4 separate regions of the Homo sapiens genome follow, and all the other regions are linked to region 1. The links are chromatin loops, found by intact Hi-C in ENCODE. Cell type or tissue: Caco-2. All regions are shown on one strand.

Evidence for each region. Hi-C counts contacts between places; a loop is a spot of excess contacts. Peaks named below come from ENCODE experiments on the same cell type or tissue, not always from the same donor. Only the 100,000 strongest peaks of a DNase experiment are listed, where the experiment ranks them.
Region 2: it touches region 1 in a loop (4-fold over the local background); 6 of 110 quality-filtered maps call a loop at or near these places.
Region 3: it touches region 1 in a loop (6-fold over the local background); 9 of 110 quality-filtered maps call a loop at or near these places.
Region 4: it touches region 1 in a loop (5-fold over the local background); 9 of 110 quality-filtered maps call a loop at or near these places.

The regions. Positions count from the first base shown.
Region 1 is chr6:138,159,197-138,164,196 of GRCh38, reverse strand. It overlaps ARFGEF3 (ARFGEF family member 3), which reads right to left and starts at 2,258. Exons shown (of 34, transcript NM_020340.5): 1 at 2,026-2,258. The coding sequence starts at 2,110. RefSeq lists a silencer at 2,156-2,385 and an enhancer at 1,479-2,449. In Caco-2, no CTCF peak of the experiment used is centred here; a DNase peak (open chromatin) is centred at 2,326; H3K4me3 peaks cover 1,859 bases.
Region 2 is chr6:138,228,583-138,233,582 of GRCh38, reverse strand. ARFGEF3 (ARFGEF family member 3) reads right to left here. Exons shown (of 34, transcript NM_020340.5): 5 at 3,731-3,799. Among named protein-coding and RNA genes, the nearest start is that of PBOV1, 13 kb to the right of the region's middle. In Caco-2, no CTCF peak of the experiment used is centred here; a DNase peak (open chromatin) is centred at 2,122.
Region 3 is chr6:138,285,345-138,290,344 of GRCh38, reverse strand. ARFGEF3 (ARFGEF family member 3) reads right to left here. Exons shown (of 34, transcript NM_020340.5): 15 at 4,292-4,399; 16 at 3,429-3,644; 17 at 3,161-3,271; 18 at 377-527. Among named protein-coding and RNA genes, the nearest start is that of PBOV1, 69 kb to the right of the region's middle. RefSeq lists an enhancer at 2,898-3,397. In Caco-2, CTCF peaks have their summits at 346 (motif pointing left) and 2,938 (motif pointing right); DNase peaks (open chromatin) are centred at 357 and 2,944.
Region 4 is chr6:138,275,922-138,280,921 of GRCh38, reverse strand. ARFGEF3 (ARFGEF family member 3) reads right to left here. Exons shown (of 34, transcript NM_020340.5): 13 at 2,305-2,471; 14 at 758-923. Among named protein-coding and RNA genes, the nearest start is that of PBOV1, 60 kb to the right of the region's middle. In Caco-2, a CTCF peak has its summit at 2,469; a DNase peak (open chromatin) is centred at 2,434.

The DNA.
Region 1 (5,000 bases):
CTAAACAGTGACGGGCAGTGGAAATGGACTGGAGTGGGAAAGGCAACAGGAAAACCTATCCCTATAGGCCTTTGTTCATGTCTCCAGCATGCCCTTCTAACAAATTCCTTACAGGGAACATTTTATTCATCCATATATCCCATTGCTCATTACCAGGGAGGTCTTAATAAATGTTTCCTAAATAAAGAAGCGACGGAAAGAAGGAACCCATAGCTTCCCCATTCTTCAAGTGAAATCTACTTCAAAAGCCCCACCAGCTCACACCAATTCTCCCCCAATCCATGGACAACACATTTATCCTCCCTTCTTTGACTTGTTTTCCTGGTTTGCCCAATCCAACTGCACAATGAATGCCCTGCACTATTATTTAACTATTTCATGCACTTCTGTCTTGTCTTGCTAATGACAGAACAATCACTGGGAAAGGAAGTACATCCACTCAGGCTGGTTTCTTTCAGATTTGACTCGAAAAATTTACCTGCCTCAATGCTCAGCCTCCCCAGTGGCTTTAAAGGACCTAAACTCAGCAACGTTGTGGTTTCACTTAATAAGATGTTGATGTCAGTATTTAAACTTATTAAAATACTAGATTAATCTCCTCCTCCCTGTTTATCTAAATCTGCTTAATTTGCAGCAAAATAATAACGAATACTAGGAATGGCATGTTTAAAGCACAATTGGGCCCTGCTTTATCATGTTACCCAGCCATCTGTGACCCTTCATTAGAGGCATTTTGGAATCTAGCTTCGAATCACGCTGCTGAATGACAATGGCAACGGCAAAAATAGTACTGTGGCTTTAAGAGCCTTGCTGTTCTCTCAGATTTCTGGTCCATTTTTCTTTAACAGTAAGCTAGAATGGTCAAGTGCTGGTTCTACCTACAAGACAAACTTCCTAGACAATATTCTAGACAATTTTGTGATGATAGGCACAGGTTTAAAAAAAGATGCTGCTATAATTACCTGTACACACACCCAAACATATGTGAATTAAGACCATCTACATATTAAGAGTCACCTAAACCACTCTCAAAATTTTACATTTAGTGGAAAACCTGCTAAAGGCTCTTCTCTATCTCAGGCTGCATCAAAGCACACACAGTGTCATGACAGACAGTGATGGTTCTTGGTTGCAAGGGAAAGGGAGTCAATTTCATTTTTCAATTGAGTGGCAACTGAGGCATCACATCAGGCTCCAGCAAGGCAGAGAGAGGAGCCCATAGAGCTAGCTGCGCTGGCTTCTTCTTGGCCTTTCCTTTCTAAAAAGCATCACCATCACCCAAAGTATGCTTCTGATCTATTTGCATTACCATCCTGACCATTTTGATTGCCCAAACCCCGCCTAACTGAAATGTCTTTCCGTTTTTTTCCGCTGCTGAGTTCTGCAACCTGAGTCTGATGAGAAACACAAATTTGCTCCCTGGAACTTACTTCAACGCTAGCACAGCTCACAGCCCTAAAATCCCACCTGTCTGAAGGGCAGACCACAACAGAATTGCAGAGGTAACATGATCCCCGCCCGTATGTTATTTTTCATGTGCAATAACCAGGAAAGCTAACACTAAGCAAGCTGACCTCTATCAGGAAAATCAAATTAAACAAGCCTTTCCTTCCTGGTTCCACTCGCCAAGGATTCGACATCGGGGTTGTTGGTTTAACTTCCCTTTTCCCCAGAGGCGCTTCGCTGTCAGGCCCCAGGATTCGCACCGGCTCCGGGTCCTGCCTAACTCGGCGATGGGGAAGCATCGTCCCCAGCGCCGGGACCAGGAGAAGGGGGCCGCCAGGCAGGGAGGACAGCGGTTCCCGAGGAAGGTTTCGGAGAGTGAAAGAGACCGGAGGGGAGGCGGCTGATGTCCACGCCCGAGCCAAGACTCTCAAATCCCACATCAATTTCCCGAGGCGACTCTCGCAATCGCCAGAACGGCACCCATGACCGACGCTCCGCGAAAGCCCCACGCGCGGAGGCGCGGGTTCAGCCCCGGCCGCGCGGCCCTCCCGCCGCGGCGAGCAGGTGCCGGACGCTTACCCAGGGCCCAGGTGCAGCTCTCCTTGATGGCTTTGTACTTGCTCCCGGACGCCTCCTTCTGCAGCTTCCTCAGGATTTCTTCCATCTTGACCTTCCAGGCGCCGGGCCGCCGCCCACAGGGAGAGAAGCGCGGGCGAGCCGGGCCGGGGAAGCCGCCGCTGCCTGGCCCTGGGCGCCTAGGCGGCCGCCGCGCGCGCCCCCATGCCGCCCCGGCGCGGATGCTGATGAATCACGCCCGCTCCATGCCGCGGGCCACGTCAGCCCCGCGCCCCGCCCGCCGCCCCGCCCCGCCCGCCTGGGTCAGGTGCGCTCCGCTCGGCGGCGGCTGCGGGCTGGGGCCGGAGAGTGAGGCTGGAGGCCGCTGACCTGACCGCCGAGGCAGGCCCCGCGGGCGCCGCGCTTAGCGGAAAGGTGGGGACGGATGTCCGGAGCTGGCTCGCCAGCCGCCGGGAGGGAGCGCCTGGTCCGCGGCGGGCGGCGGGAGGCAGGCGGGGAGGGGCCTCGCCGCGGTCTTCGCACCCCCTGAGCCGACGGTGGCCGCGGGCGGAGTCGGAGCGGCCCAGCCCGGACACCGGGACCCCCAGCGTGGTGCAGGCGCCGCGCCCGCTGCATCCCGTCGTCTGCTAACCGGAAAATTCTTGCGTTCAGTCACTAACAGCTTTTTTGGGCCACTCCCTGTGCCAGGCTCGGGCGATGCAGCGTTGCACACACTGTGCCCCTGCCTGCAGGGAAACTCCAGTCAAGCTTTCAACACGCGGCGGGCGGTGGGCTGCGGTGGGGCTGGGGTAGAGCTTGATATGCCCAAGGAAACCAGGCCCAGAGAGGCTGGGTTACTTCCCAGACCAACAAGAGTTAGACTCCAAACACGTCCTGAATCCAAAGCCCCTTCTAAAAACCCCTATCTCCTCCCCTTCCCATCCTCTCTTGCGCTGAATTGCTGCCCTGTGAAAAATGTGGTGCACAAGGGCCGCCGCAGCAGAGGGCTTCTCATTGGGGTGAAAAGGGGGAGCCCCAGGAGACTCACGCGGGCGGTGGGGAAGGCAGTGTGACAGGGCACCCCGTGTTTCCTTTTTCTTTGAAAATGTTCCTGTGGTGGAAGTGAGGATGATGGACTGCAGAGGGGCAGACTGGCAGCTGGGAGAACAAAGGTTCTGCAGGAATCTAGAAACCAATTAGGCCAAGGGTGGGTAGAAGGGGAATAAAGGAAAGTATGTCAAGAGATATTGAAGGGTAGAAACAATAGGATTTAATGACACAATAGGGGAGAGACGGTGTATATGGGATGGCTTCCAGGTTACTTGTTTAGGAAATTGGGAGGATGGTGGCCCCATTCTTTAAAGAAGAGAAGATAAAAAGGGTTTGGATTAGGGGGGATATATGAGTTCAGTTTTGAACATGTTCAGATTGAAATGATAATGAGATACTTGTAGATTTTTTTTATGGACAGGAACTCAGGATAGAGCTCTGGGAGGGATGCCAGTATTTGAAGGGTGGTAAATATAGGAGTTGTTGATGCCTCGAGTTTGACAAAGGTTGCACAAGAGAGGGAGTGACGGCCCCCCTAATTCTCAAATCATGGGTACAGGAGCAAGGGCCCAGGGAGGAGGCTGAGAGGAGCAGTCCGAAATCCGAGGTGTAGGGGGTCAGCCAGGGGAGGGACTGCCATTGGAGGGTGTCCAACACATGGGGATGTCAGACTACTCCTTCGGCGCTCTTGGTACTGAGGAGGCAAAACCTACAAAGTCCCAGCCCCCAAGGATGCTTCTACCGCTACCCTCACGCCCAGTGAAGCCATCATTTAAAGAAAGGTTTAAAAAAAAAAAAGTAAAAACGCCGCAGCAGATAATGTACTTGGGTTAAAGAAAATTGTTAACTATTTGGAAAAATATATAGATCACAACTTTATATCGTGTAGCAAAATAAATTACAAATGTATTAAAAATTAAATTTAAGAATTAAATGATGAAAAGTTTAGAAGAAAGCATAAGTGAATATACTTATCTTAATGCATTAAGATTATTTCTAACAAACTAAGGCAGAAACTGAAGGAAAAAAGGTCAATAGATTTGACTATTTGAATATTTAAGACCTTTATGCCAAAAGTTTCATACAAAATTAAAAAGCAAATGATACTCTGAGGGATGGATTGAAGGAAGAAAAGATGATACCTCTAAATCTTAATTATATGTGGATTTATATTTTTGAATCTATTTTAAAGTATTTACTAGTTTTACAATTAAAAACAATTTCGTTTAAGCTGCAAACTAGGAAAATGTTTATATTAATGTCAGACATATAAAGTTTGAATAGCTTTGTTAAAAAAAAAAAGCTTTAACAAAGAATTAAAAAACAAATGCTCCTTCTTTTTTAAAAAAGCCAATATATATAAAGTCAGTTTACAGAGGAGAGAATACATATGACCCCATAAACTTATAAAAAATGTTCAAGTGCCTAATAAAGAGAACAAACTTTTAAATAAGATGCTATTTTCTATTAATCAAATTGACTGAGAGATTTTTTAAATGTTATTGAAGGAGCTGAACAACAAGGTCCTCTCATGTCTTGGGTGCTGGTCAGAGTGTAACTTGGTACTACATTCCTGGAGGGAGGGAGCCTGGATGTGTATGTGGCATAGGTATAGCTTTGACCTAACAATTCCACTTCTGGGAATTCATCCTAAGAAAGTGATTATGGAAATGGATAAGGATCTTTCTACAAGCATTTCAGTGTGTCTTTCAATTCTAAAAAAAGAGAAAACTAAATATGCAACAAGGATATGGATAGATAACCCATGATATATTCATAAAGCATCATATTATATAGCCTTTGAGAATAATGTGGGGGACTAGGCATGTTGGCTCATGCCTGTAATCCCAGCACTTTCGGAGGCTGAGGCAGGCAGATTGGTTCAGCCGAGGAGTTTGAGAGCAGCCTGGGCAACATGGCAAGACCTCATCTCTACTAAAAAAAAAAAT
Region 2 (5,000 bases), 69 kb before region 1:
ATAAGGCGAAATCCCAACTCTACTAAAAATACAAAAAAACTAGCCAGGTGTGGTGGCATGCGCCTGTAATCCCAGCTACTCGGGAGGCTGAGGCAGGAGAATCGCTTGAACCCAGGAGGCGTAGGTTGCAGTGAGCTGAGATTGTGCCACTGCAGTCCAGCCTGGGCAACAGAGTGAGACTCCATCTCCCCCCACCCCCCAAAAAAGTATCACTGAACATTTCAAGAGCTATAAACCAGCCCAATCTAAAAAATACTTTAGTGACAACTAGAACTGTTAAATTAGAACTGTTGGTGGCAGGTGTTGAGCGTCAATGTTTTTTCAAGCTCCCCAGGGCAACAAGTGAAACTATTACAAACCTCCCATCCTCTGATGTGTTATATATAATGCTCAGAAAAGATACACTATCCATATGGAAATATACTGGAAAAAGTGACATATTCCCTATGGCCACTTGAATCTATGGTCACAAAAAAATGAAATGAATAAACACTTGAGCTTTATATATATAAAACACCATAGAACAATTATCTAACTAAATGCCTCGGTAAAGGTCCAAGGGTGGAAGACTCCTAAGCACTTCAGTTGGTTGCCAATATTATTATGGCAAGATTCTGCTAACATTCTCTAAGACTGAGGGGGAGCCAGGGAGCAATATAGCAGAGTGATTAACAGTACATGTTTGCAATATTAGAAGTTTGGATTTGAATATCTAGCTGTAGAAACTTGAGCAAGCAAACTTCACTTTGCTTGTATTCTTTATCTAGTTGTGGCAGAAATTAAAGGAGAATACATGTAAAATGCCACTTATTGCCATGCCTTAGGCACTCAGTGACTAGTAGCTATTATTATTAACCAGTATATTAGAATGGAGGGCTGGCTGGATGGAAGGAATAACAATAAAAAAGGTGTTTTTCATGCCCTGAAATTATGAACCTTAGAGGAAAAAACAATGGCCTTTGAGACAGATTTTGCTTGACCCTGATAGCAAGCTACAGAATCAAAGACTGGAAGTTTCCATAAGTCAATAAGATCAAACCAGCAAACACTCATTTATGAAACAGGCTTTCTGCTTTTGAGAAATCCCACAGAGAAGCCTTCCGCAGGTATAAAAAACCTTTCCAATGGAACAGGCTCACTGCAGCCTCCGCCTCCCAGGTTTAACCAATTCTGCCTCAGCCTCCCGAGTAGCTGGGATTACAGGCATGCACCACCACGCCTGGCTAATTTGTATTTTTAGTAGAGATGGGGTTTCCCCATGTTGGTTAGGCTGGTCTCGAACTCTCAACCTCAGGTGATCCGCCTGTCTCGGCCTCCCAAAGTGCTGGGATTACAGGCATGAGCCACCGTGCCCAGCCCCACCTTTTTCTTTTACTCCAAGACCTTGGCAATTTCTGCTCCCACAGCTTTTTCCTATATGAAGGTAACTTTCCTTGGAAAACTCAACATATCTGCTACCCTGGGGTTAATATTAACAGAAATCGGGCTCAGCTTTCAATCAATGAAGAGAAGGGCTATGCATCCACATGGAGTTTTAGTAATGATTTCATGAAATTGAACAGAAAGCACTTGGATATTTCATAATTGTCCATTTTTATATTTGGTAATATTTCTTATGCTTCCTGTCACAGAGGATGCTGTTCTAAGAACTTTTCATTATTGCAGTTTAATTAAGCAAGTTAAATTTAGATACACAAATGAAGGGTGCCCTCTTATTTACATTTTGAGAGCTTAATGATCCTTTTATAGTTTCAGAACCTTGGGGAAATAGCCTCATTTTTCATGCTTAAGTACACATCCCACTTCCTGATCAGCAGGTTTCAGGATAAACACTATTCATGAGTAATAGTCAATGTATACAAAAGTAAGCAGGAAGAGAACATCTAGATTCCTTCTTTACATTTCCACAGGAGTTTTAAATGGTTTATTTTAAGGTGCTTTTATAAATTGCTTCCCGATTTCAAACGTGGCAATGGCAAACATTTCACATTTACCATGTGGCTGGACTTGCACTAAAAGCTTTTTATATGGATTGTATTTTTCTTGTCTAATCAGCACAACCACACTATGAGCTCAGTATCACTTATCATTTCATCTACAGAGAGCAAACATGAGGCTGGGACAGGTATCCGAGGCAACACCACTAGGCAGTGTAGAGCCGGCTTCATATCTAAGCAGTATGACTCCAGAGCCCATTTTTCTCTCCCACCAAGCTCAAATGCCTTTATCATTATATTGTTCTTTGGCTATGATCTGTTGTTGTTGTTTTTCCTTTCCTCATTTTGGAAGAGGCCACAGTGTTTCAATGTTGCATCCTATCTGGACGGGCCTGCTGAGTCTTTTTATTTTGGCTTCCAGATACTCTCAGTGAACACCCTTCACTCGTGCCGAACTTGGTGGTGTGTGCCTATTATTCAGGAATTATATTTTCAATCATTCTGACTCTCATTCAAAACCTGGTTGTTGTTGATACTAACAGCCTCAATCCCTGGCAGCCCTCTCCTCCTGAAGACCCTCTGCTCCTTGTCTCCCCTTCCCCCCAGTTCCATCAGCAGGGGCAGTGGCTTGACACCTCCCCTCTCTTCCTTCACATGGCAAAGGGCTAACAAGCCTCTTACACACCAATCCTGCTTCTTGCTATTTTCAGAAACAACACTGTCTTTTGAAAAGTGAACCTGCAGATAATGAAAGAGCTCACAGGGCTCTCTTAAAATTCAATTAAAAACAAATGCAAATAAAACAAATACAGAGTATACATACAAATGTGTTAAAGGAAAGTGTTCTTTCCATCTGTATCAATCCATATTTTAAAAGTGACTTGTATTGTAATGAGAGGTCAGCTGATTGGCTGCTGCTTTCTCTTTTGACAGTCACATAAAAATTTTCTACACGCTCAAAAATAATTTTCTCTTAATTTTCACTGTTTAATACCACATGATACCATAAAAAGCACATGTATCTGCTAATATAAGTACTCTCCATGAGTGCTGATAATTAGCCTTTTTCTCCATCATTTCAGAACTCAGAAAATCATTCCTCTTTGTGGTTTGAATGTATACTCTTATCAGAACATACAAATCCTGTAGATATTCTTTTCAAGAAATGGAAGGGAAATTATTCCAAGCATATTAAAGTTCAGCTTTGAAATGATAGTGTTTCCAAAAGCCAAAGACATATGCCAGGCATTCAAGAAGCCAAGTTTTCTGTTGGACATATTCTTGGGCATGCTGGAAGGCACACATTACTCTGGGCTGCAATACAGATTGAAATGAGAAGGCTTTTCAATGATCATTTCAATAGGCATTCTTCAGGGTTTTGAAGATGGGGAGGGGATTTAATCTATAAACATCTCTCTAAATCTCCTACTTGGTTTCTTAAAAACTATTTTTTTAAATCAAATGCTTTTCAATGAATTGTGGGCAAATTAGACCGAGAAAGCAATACGCCTGGGTGGAGCAGGGTAAGGGGAACCAGTACTGTTATTTACATAGTGAAGGCCTCAAGTGAAGCAAACGTAAGCATGCAGGGCTCTGAGACACATGGCATTACAACTAAGGATGGCGCACCACACAGCACGCTTCCCACAGATCAATTCCTTAGCGGAAATTCCCCACGGTAGTAATCAGAGAAGGATTCACTCCAGTGCTGGGGCTTAGTTCCACCCCAATATTTATCCCAGTCAGAGATAAAGCAGCTGTGAACAGGAGGCACAGACACAAGCAGTACTCACCTCCGCGATCTTCAGCACGGCACTCCCATTCAGATCAAATGTTGGCGTGTAGGTGATGCATAGTAAAACCTTTAACAAGGTGAGAGATGAAAGAAGAGACAAGGGGTTAACAGTATGGAAATTCACTGTTGTTTCATATGCCATTTGTGCAGTCCTGTTTTTATGATTCCTTTGCTATTTGCTTTACCTAATATTTCTTTATATCCCACCCACTGCTTTCTCATTAGTGGCCACATGTTGCCTAACAAAGTAGAGACCATCCTGTAAAAAATAAAGGCTGCTAATCTCTCCCCATGGAAAGGGCTTGCAAGACTGGCCAGAAACAGCATCTCTCAACAGCTCCAGGAGGTGTGTCCAGTAACAGCAAAAACCTCAAAAGAGTTGTTTAGTAGCAGTCATTTTAAAAATGCCAGGCTTAATGCTAGGCACTTCACATGAATTATCTAGGTTGACCTTCTAAATAAGTGTCATTATTATTGCCCCCGTTTTACTGGTGAGAAAACTAGAACTCCATGATTAAATATGTTACCTAAGGTCATACAGGTGGCAAGTGTTGAACTCAAGTAATCCGACTCCATGTGCTCACTCACGAGGCAAAGCCATCTCCACCTCTTCTGAAACTCAAATGTCAGTGTCATTTTCTATTCCTATCCCTTTCCCAAATCCACACGGAATTAGAAATTCTTTTATTGCATTTTCCTCTTCCCTCTTGCAATTTCCTCCAGAATGTTACATGGTGTTTACTTACTCCCCTTATTTTCCAAGATACATAGACAATAGGTCAATGACATTTGCAAGATCTTTAAGGACCACTAAAAACTTCACTTTCTACTTGTAGAGCCTTTAGGGAACAGATCAATAAAAGCCTGTGGCATTTTAAGAACTGCTTCTCAATTTGTAGGTAAGAGGCTACTCTCTCCCTCTTCACTTAGCTCTGACTTTTCTTGCTGCAGAAAACAGACACAAAGGTGCTGGTGTCTGCTCCTTGATCTCAAACCCCACAGCCATGCCCTGCCTGCAGCTTAGCCTGCCAGGGGCAGTCTTCTGAGCATTTTTCTCATCTGTTCAATTCATGAAGGAGCATGGAAGCCTAGCAAATTTACTTAATACAGGAAACTGCAATTGTCAGATGTGACAAGAAATCTCTCCCCATCTCTCAGTCTTAGCTGTCAGCTAGGCCGGCCCTAGGAACAGTCGCTCCTTCAGAGAAAGCAAGTATGTATGCAATTAAAGGGGGGTAAAAAAGATTTTTTTTTGCCATATTTAGTCA
Region 3 (5,000 bases), 130 kb before region 1:
CATTGATAAACATATAGCAATGTAATATTGAGGAGACATGACCAGTTTTAGATTTGCACAGTATTCACTTAGTCATCTCAATCAATTATTTAATTGGTTTTTCTTCCTTCCTTCTCTCATAAAAATGTCAATAGAAAAGTCACAATTCCTCAGACCCAGTTCTGTCCCCTGTTCTTCAAAACATACATTCAGTTGGGCCCTTATTCCCTCTTCTCTTTTCACGTCTCATTTGAAGTTTAATCAAACTCTGTGAATTGTTATAATTGATTTACATGCTGGCAGGCTCTTAAGGCCACCCCTCTCCACCTGCCACAGCCCACTCCAGGTTTCCCAAGGCAGGGTTAGTGCCATCTGGGGGTGGGAGCCCGTCATGCACCTGAACACGTGTGGCCAGCAGTCCGGGTTGTGGCTTCCCATCTCCAGGCCTACGCTGAGGATGGCCTCCATGCACAAGACGTGGGCAGTGTGCAGCCACACCCCCTGCACCTTCCCAATCTGCTCCAGTTTCTGCTCCACTTTTAGTTTCACTGTGCCAGAAAGACATTTATTAAAATAACAGGTTGAGTAAGGGAGACAGAAAGAATGAAAATGAAAGAATGTGTGTCATGCAAGGGCAAAAGGGAAAGGACAGACTTCAGTGGCAGCAAGCACCTCCACAGTAGGTCCTTGCGGACCATCATGCAAACCACCCAGCCAGCAGGTCCCACGTGCTGGTGGCCCCAGCTCTCCAGCTCCAGAAGTGGGATGGATCCTGAGCTGGCAGGTGCCATTCCTTCCAGGCCCTTTCATGGGCTCTGGGTCAGGCACAGCAGTGTGGATGGGTTTCATGAGCCAATTCCAGCTAAAACCATCTGGGCCCAGACCTTTCACCCTTCCCAAAAATTGGTCAAATGGAAGAATTCCTGGCTTTCTGCAAGTTTTCTCTGAGATTATTGTAATGTTAGGCTCTCATTATGATCATCATCTCTAAAACAACTTATTTACGTATATTTTGAGCACCAGAATGACTGCTCTATCACTGAAAATGACCAATTTCATTTCATCCCTTGAGTTTGTATTTGTGAGCTCCAAATAATACTTTAAAAAATTGTAGCCTGGGTGTGGTGGCTCACATCTGTAATCCCAGCACATTGGGAGGCCAAGGCAGGTGGATCACCAGAGGTTGGGAGTTCGAGACCAGCCTGAACAACATGGAGAAACTCTGTCTCTACTGAAAATACAAAATTAGCCGGGCATGGTGGCACATGCCTGTAATCCCAGCTACTCAGGAGGCTGGGGCAGGAGAATAGCTTGAACCTGGGAGGCGGAGATTGCAGTAAGCCGAGATGGTGCCATTGCTCTCCAGCCTGGGCAACAAGAGTGAAACTCGGTCTCAAAAGAAAAAAAAAATTGTAGATGACTAATGAGAAAGAATGCAGAAGGTGACTTCAGATGTCAGTAATGCAAAATGCTAAGGCAAGGCCAAACCACAGTGTCCTCCTTGAACAAAGGTTTCAAGTCATTGCATGTGGTAGGATAACTAAGTGATGGTCCAGAACCCAGAAATATAGCAAGCCAACCTCAAAGGAATCCAAACCATCTCCTAATGTAAGGAGCAAAGTGATTTTTAGCAAAACATCATTTGTCTCATAAATGTGATACTAATTTTATTTATTTATTTGAGATGGTGTCTCACTCTGTTACCCAGGCTGGAGTGCAGTGGCTTCATCTTGGTTCACTGCAACCTCTCCCAGGTTCAAGCAATTGTCCTGCCTCAGCCTCTGAAGTAGCTGGGATTACAGGCACCCACCACCACGCCCAGCTAATTTTTGTATTTTTTAGTAGAGACGGGGTTTCTTTCACCATGTTGGCCAGGCTGGTCTCAAACTCCTGACCTCAAATGATCCGCCCACCTTAGCCTCCCAAAGTGCTGGGATTACAAGTGTAAGCCACTGCGCCTGGCTGTTTTATCTATTTTTTTGAGATAGGGTCTCACTCTGTCACCCAGGCTAGAGTGCAATGGAATGATTATTGCTCACTGCAGCCTGAACCTCCCCAGGCTCAGGTGATCCTCCCACCTCAGCCTCCCGAGTAGCTGGGACTACAGGCACATGCCACCATGCCTGGCTAATTTCTGTATTTTTAGTAGAGACAGGGTTTTGCTATGTTGCCCAGGCTGGTCTTGAACTCCTGGGCTCAAGTGATCCGCTTTCCTCGACCTCTCAAAGTACTGGGATTACAGGCGTAAGCCACTGTGCCCGGCCTTAATCTTATTTTTTATTTGTTTTTAATCTGAATATCGTGGTCTTGGTTTTGTGGTTTTTTTTTTAAAGAACTGTGAATGTAAGGATTTTTATGTAGTTCATGGTTGTAAAATACTTAAGTAAAATTGTGAGACTCCTTTTTCAGTTAACGCTGGGGATCTGTGAGAGCGATTTTGTTTTCAAATGGGTCTCTAAATTTTATTCAAGTCTGAGAAACACGGACCTAAATTGTGTTTCTCAGCTAAAAATGTACAGCTGACTCAGTGACTTGTTACTGTACATATCTGATAGTAGTTACACAATTTGGACCAAGCTGGCATTTTTCCTTTTGTTTGCTGCCTGCCTTGTATCTTCTGTTGCTACCAGGATGGTCATTCTTTTCCCTTAGATCCAGATAATCATCAGCTTCACCGACTCACTGATTTCATCAAGTTAAAAATCAGCCATTTCTCGAGTTCACAAAGCTCAGATTTTTCTCTGATAAGAGCCTCTTCTTCCTGAGCCTCCCCTCATGAATTTTCTTCGTCTGCTTAATTTCCCCTTTAGAAAACTGGCCAATCTGCCTTCCCCACTATAACCCGAAGGGTCTTCAAGTGTGCACTTGTGTGAAGTGCCAAAGCCAGTGACTAGATGACAGGTGTGAACAGTTCAGCCAGGTGGGTCCCCCTGGGCCTGCTGCACTTTCCTTGCCACCAGGGGTCAGTATGTCTCTCATTCTCCAGAGAGATCTTCTGTAGGTCACCTACATGGAAGAGACCCAAGCCTGTGGCTCAATGGGATCTCGTGATCAGTGGTGTATACATACCGGGCATCACACACAGAACAGGCACGAGTGTTGGCTGGCGTGTGTAGGCCTGTGCAGGTGTGTGCATACTGCACCCAAGGCACCAGGTGGGTTCTGGCCCTCCAGTTGTTACCTTGTGTGATGGCATCACTGGGTTCTTGGGCCTCCCTCTCTTCTTTTTCTTCTTGGACACAGGAGGCAGCTGCCATCTGGGCAAGGGCTGAGGCGCAGTTAGCAGCAACGCCTTCAGAGGAGACACACAATGACTTCTTGACTGAGTATATCCTCTAACCATTCACCTAGCAGAACCCCTTCTAAAGGGTCCCCCTGCCCCACCCTGCTGGGTCATTCCCAGTGAGTTCTGCAGGACCACGGCCAGGGAACACTACTCCCGCTGGTACCTAGAGCGCAGCTCAGCCGTGCGGCTTTCCGCAGCCCGTCGAGGCTCATGCAGATGGCGTCCCGCTCCTTCTGGTTCTGCTCTTTGATGCCTTCAGCTCCCAGAATGAAGGCCAGCCCTTTGGAGCTCCCCGCCATTCGACCAGTCAGTGGGGTTGATAAAGTATCGATCAAGTTCTTCCAGCAGCCCACCAGAATATAGCGAGCAAATGCCACGCCTGGAACATGGAGGGGTGTGTGTCATTTTCTAGAGACAAAAACAACCTGGCAATGAATGACATCACATTCTCTTGCTATCAAATGAGCAGTACTCAGTTGCATGCAATTCTACAACAGGAAATATAACAATGGATTATATGGGATTATGTTTCACTTTGTTCTTATAAATAATAAATGTTGCATTATCAGCTGAATGATGCTAAGTAACTTCCATCAATTACTTTTTCTTTTTCTTTTTTTTTTTTTTTTTGAGACGGAGTCTCGTTCTGTCACCCAGGCTGGAGTGCAGTGGCACAATCTCGGCTCACTGAAAGCTCCGCCTCCCGGGTTCATGCCATTCTCTTGCCTCAGCCTCCTGAGTAGCTGGGACTACAGGTGCCCACCACCACACCCGGCTAATTTTTTGTATTTTTAGTAGAGACGTGGTTTCACCGTGTTAGCCAGGATGGTCTGGATCTCCTGACCTCGTGATCTGCCCGCCTCGGCCTCCCAAAGTGCTGGGATTACAGGCGTGAGCCACCGGGCCCGGCCCAATTACTTTTTCTAACCAAGACAAAATCCTGATTCAAGTCACCACATAACAATGTAATTGCTGGTAACACATGCAGTGTATGGATGTTCATAAACTCAAGACCCAAGTCATTACCTGCCACTGTGGAGTCATCAATTCTCCTGCTCTGGGCGAAAGGAGACTCTGTAGCAGCCGAGGCCATCAGCTGGCCACCAATGGCACTGCTCTCTAAGCCGTCAATATCTGTCAAGGAAAAAGAAAGAAGTTTTCCCTAAATAAAACACTCCAGTCAAAAACAAGCAAATGGCCACCACAATATTCATTTTTAACAAATATCCCTTGTATCTTTTATGTTTCAAGCATGTAGCAACCTTTAATGAGACTATCATAAATTTTACTTTATTCCCTCAGTCTAGTTTTATTTCACTTTGGAGTATTTATTCTTCTGTTACATTGTTGCCTATCTTTATTTAAAAATAGATGTACATTATAAATTATTATTTCTCTGTTAGAAAATCTATTGATTTAGAATATTTTGATCTTAAATACTCTTTTTATTCAGAACCATGGATTATTCCCAAATTTTATATGTACAGGTTACCCAGATGTGAACTTTAGTTTCAGAGCTTCCTTACATGAATTAAGAGGAGAATAAGCCTCTTTGGTCAGATCATCACATAGTCAGATTGCAAAGTGCAATAAATAATACCTTATAATTTTTTTTTTTTTTTTTTGAGACGGGAGTCTCACTCTGTCGCCCAGGCTGGAGTGCAGTGGCGTGATCTCGGCTCACTGCTGCAAGTTCCGCCTCCTGGGTTCACGCCATTCTCCTGCCTCAGCCTCC
Region 4 (5,000 bases), 120 kb before region 1:
CTGGTACAGCTGGGAAGGGAAGGGAGGGCCTCTGATATGGATAAACGGAAGGAAACCAACTTTTTGTTTTGAGACAGGGTCTTGCTCCTGTTGCCCAGGCTGGAGTACAGTGGTGTAATCTCGGTTCACTGCAACCTCTGCCTCCCGGGTTCAAATGATTCTTCTGCCTTAGCCTCCCAAGTAGCTGGGATTACAGGCACCTGCCACCATGCCCAGCTAATTTTTGTATTTTTAGTAGAGACGGAGTTTTGCCATGTTGGCCAGGCTGGTCTCGAACTCCTGACCTCAGGTGATCCACCCACCTCAGCCTCCCAAAGTGCTAGGATTATAGGCATGAGCCACGGCACTTGGCCAGGAAGCCAACTTTAAAATCAGTCATTTTACATTTATTGGTAAACCCCAAGAACACTGAATGATATGGGCAACTATTAGCATGTGAGAACTTCCAGGAATAATCCTAGGCCTACACATCCTATAGATATGGCCTACGGTTTTACACCAACAGACAAAGGTGCTAAGTTAGTCCTCATCTAATGGGGCACAGTGAACCCTACAGACTCCCACATGGAAAAGGGACAGAAAACTCCTGTGAAGTGAACTCATGACACTTCCCTGGAACTGTCACCATTGCCAGGGAAGCTTTGTGGGTGCTGTTTCAAAGTCTGCTCCAAGCACCAACACTTCTCTGAAAGAGGCTTTAAAGCGTGAGCCGTCCCACCCTACCACGTGCCCCAAGGCCTTGCAACGAACCACTGACCGGTCAGCATTGTGATGAGGGGAAGGCTGTTATCTTCTGGGCTGCCCCAATAGCCAGCCTCTCCAAGCATGTTCCTGTCGAGCACCTGATGGTAGAGCTCCTCAATCCAGGCCTGAGAGAAGACCATCAGCACGCCGCTGGTCTGCACCTGCTTCATGAAGTCCTTCTACAGAGAGATCGCATGAGAAGGTGACCACATAACACCCTGCTCACTAACAGGCTCCTAAGTGCCTCTGCTGCCTCTTCACGTCACAGAGCCCTGAACTAAACCAAGGCTTGTGTATTGGGTAAGGGGGCGGCAAGTGGGGAGAAGTAGAGATGGAGGATTCCCAAATGTGCTGAGGTTTCCTTCACTGATGACACCTTTTGACAGATACCTTGCAGAAGGATTAGAGAGACTGCACTTTACATTCTTACTCTTGGATGTGTGGAAAGGTTTGCAATTGCACAGATGTCTTTAATAGCGTACGAGCTTCCTTTTCTAGGAGCCCCAACAGAAGCAGAGGTGGAACGTGCTCCTGCAGGAATGTGCACATCTCCAGAGACACTTCACTTATGCTCATGAAGCAATCACTTATCTTTGGGAATTTACAATTTATCAAGCAAGCAAATGATTATTGATTTCCTTCATGTAGATCCATGGATTTAGGCTCAGGAACTGATAATAGGGCACACCATGGAGTGGCTTGCTCCATCACAGGAGCTAACCACAGGACAACCAACACTCTCATTGTATCCCTTACAGGAAGTGCTTATGAGCAACAGCCAGTGAGCTTAGTTCTGGGTCAACAGTAGGTCTGGGAACATGTTGGAATACGGTGAAGAGTTTTTATAAGTGCACACCTTCAGCCAGGCCTGGTGGCTCATGCCTGTAATCCCAACGCTTTGGGAGGGCAAGGTGGGAGGATTGCTTGAGCCCAGGAGTTCAAGGCTGGCATGGGCAACATAGCGAGACCCTGTCTTTACAAAAAATAATTAAAAAATTAGCCAGGCTTGGTGGTGCACACCTGTAGTCCCAGCTACTTGGGAGTTGAGGTGGGAGGACTGCTTGAGCCCAGGAGTTTGAGGTTGCAGTGAGCCATGCCATGCTCACACCACTGCACTCTAGCCTGGACAACAAAGCGGGGCTCTGTCTCAAAAAAAAGAAAAACACAACTCATTTTCAGCAAATTTCTTGCACATCTTCTGATCTCCCTTAACACGTCAATGATGTGGTTTTGAACAGGTTTTATACACATGTTTAATAATGACATGAGATGAAACTACTGGGTTATCCCTGGGCAGCCATTTCCAGAGCCTCACGTCCATACACTCTTCACTGGAGCCCAGTGGGCAGCTCTGTGCTCACGGTGCTGGGCAACTGTATATCTGTGCCCTTATATATATGTCATCTCCTTCCATCCCCCAAAGTCCCACTGGCATTACCAACCTAGAGCAGTCTGGAACAAAACACGCTGTGCCATCCCACTCAGGGCACTGAGGCTAGGCTGTACACCAGGAAGTTACAGCCTGCCCTCTGCCAGTCCAATGAGGGACGGCACACTCACCATCACGCCTGGCGCCAGGGTCGGCCGCTTCCTGTAGTAGTCACCGTGGGAGAGCTTCAGGTTGAGGAGCAGGGCGCAGTGTGCAGCTGTGTAGAGGCTGTCTGCGTTCATCAGCATCTGGAAGCTGAGGCTGCTATTCCCGTCAAAGCCAGGAGAGTGCATCATGCCTAAGGGAGACAATGAAGGGACTTTTGGGGGTGTGAACAGTGTGCTTGGCAAGGCTGGCTTCCAGAGAGCTGCGAACCCATCGTGAGAGATACTGCATCAATAGGATATTTCTGTATAGCACTGACAGCTAGCCAGGAATATCCTTAGGGCCAGATACACACCCCAGCCTGGTGGCAAAGAGCATGCGCTCAGGAGTGGATCTGCCTGGGCCTGGATCCTGATCTCTTACTTAGCAGCTAGAACTTTGATAAACTCATGTAAACCCTGTAAGTCTCACCTTCTTTTCCTATAATAAGAAGAATTGACTGCATTCTATCCCTAGCTTGAGCCCTCCGGTGGCTCCCTATCACAATGTAATAAAACTCCAACCTCACCCTCCTCTCTCCCTCTCATTCCCCGCAGCCACCCTGACTGCCTGCTGTCCCTCAGCCACACCAGGCCTGGACCTGCCGCAGGGCCTTTGCATTTGTTTTTGTCACTCCTAGAATGATCTCAGGATCTCTGGATGCTGCGCTCCCTCAATTCTGCCAAGTCTCTGCTCAAGTGACAGAGAGACCTTCCCTTTTAATTCCATTATTAAATAGCAAATCCACTCCTGCCCCTCACCAATATGCCGCTTACCCGGCTTTTAAAAAATGGCCTCGATGGCATTTATTCTACCCAGTTTTATATTAACATATACTTGTTTATCATCTGCCATCACCACTATAAAATCAATGAGAGGGTGACATTTCATTCATTTTGTTCACTACAGAATCCCCAATGCCTAGAACAGCATTTGGTACATAGTAGACCCTTAAAAACATTTGCCGAATGAGTAAGAATTAATGGATATGATTGCATGGGAATTAGATGCAATAATGCATGTAAGATGTTTAGAAAAGTTATTAATACAACTTTTCAAAAGGAATAATGTTTCTCGAAAAGCTAAACATAGAATCACTATATGACCCAGCAATTCTACTCCGATATAACCAGAAGGACTGAAAGCAGGGATTTGAACAGACGTTTGTACATCAGTGTTCACTGCAGCATTACTCACAACAGCCAAAAGGTGGAAACAACTGAAGCGCCCATCAACAGATGAATGGATAAGCAAATTGTGGTATGTATATAAAATGGGTATTACTCAGCCATGAAAAGGAATGGCGTTCTGATATATGCCACAACATAGAGGCGCCTTGAAAACATTATGCTAAGTGTCAGGCACAAAATAACAAATATATATGATGCACTCTATGAAGCACCTAGAATAAATTAGAAGAAATAGAAAATAGATTGGAGGTTACCAGGGACCAGGGACCAGGGGCAGAGTACCTTCTATTTGGAATGTTAAAAAAGTTCTGGAAATGCTTGCACAACACTGTGAATACAATTAGTACCACTGAATTGTATACTTAAAATTTATTAAAATAGCAAATTTTGTTACATCTATTTTTACCATGATGAAAACAAATAATAATGTAATACATCAAAACACGTTAGGCCAGGTGCAGTGGCTCACACCTGTAATCCCAGCACTTTTGGAGGCCAAGGCAGGCAGATCACTTGAGTCTAAGAGTTCCAGACCATCCTGCCCAAGAGGGTGAAACCCCATCTCTACTAAAAATACAAAAATTAGCCCGGCATGGTGGCGCATGCCTGTAGTCCCAGCCATTTGGTAGGCTGAGGAATGAGAATTGCTGGAACCCGGGAGGCGGAGGCTGTAGTTAGCTGAGATCACACCACTACATTCCAGCCTGGGCAACAGAAAGATACTCTGCCTCAAAAAACAAAAAAACGAAAAACAAAAAGCACGTTAAATTGTGCACTTTAAGCAGGTAAACTGTGTGGTATGTGAGTTATCTCACAATCAAACTGTTAAAAAAATAAATGAGGAAATAAAGAGTTTCAAAAAAAAAACCATTAAATAATAGCTATTGACTTTCTCCCCACTATCTTTTCTTTTAAAAGACATTTTATACTTACTAAAGTTTTCATTTTGAAGATCCCTTTGAGCTTTATATAAATTAACTGAAAAAACAAACAACTATATCTCATGCTCTGAAGATGGGTTCATTCAGTCAGAGTTGTTGGTATCATGGCTCAAACTTTCACAGGGAGCTTGGGGTGAAAACATTACTGAAGTCAGCTTCTCTGCATCTATTAGTATGCTGGTCCTAAGGCCATCTGCAGACAGGCATTTCCAGGCCTTCAGGGTTCCTGACTATCTGGAGCCTGGTGGTCAGCTCGCAGCTTTGCAGCCCACAGACAACTGCACATCTGTGTCCTTACACTGTCATCTCCTCTTACCCTCCAAAGCCCCACAGGCAATACCAGCCAAGTGTGGAACAAAACACACCGAGCCACTCCTCTCAGAGCACCTTGAGAGATTTTCAATGAATGCGCCATTTGTTCCTGCAAATACTTGGAGGCTGAAATCTAGGGATGTGTGGGAAACAGTTCATCTCTACATTTGTGCATGCAAATTACACATGTCCATACACTCTGCAAATCATGTGTAAAATTATTCTTTAATAAAAAATATG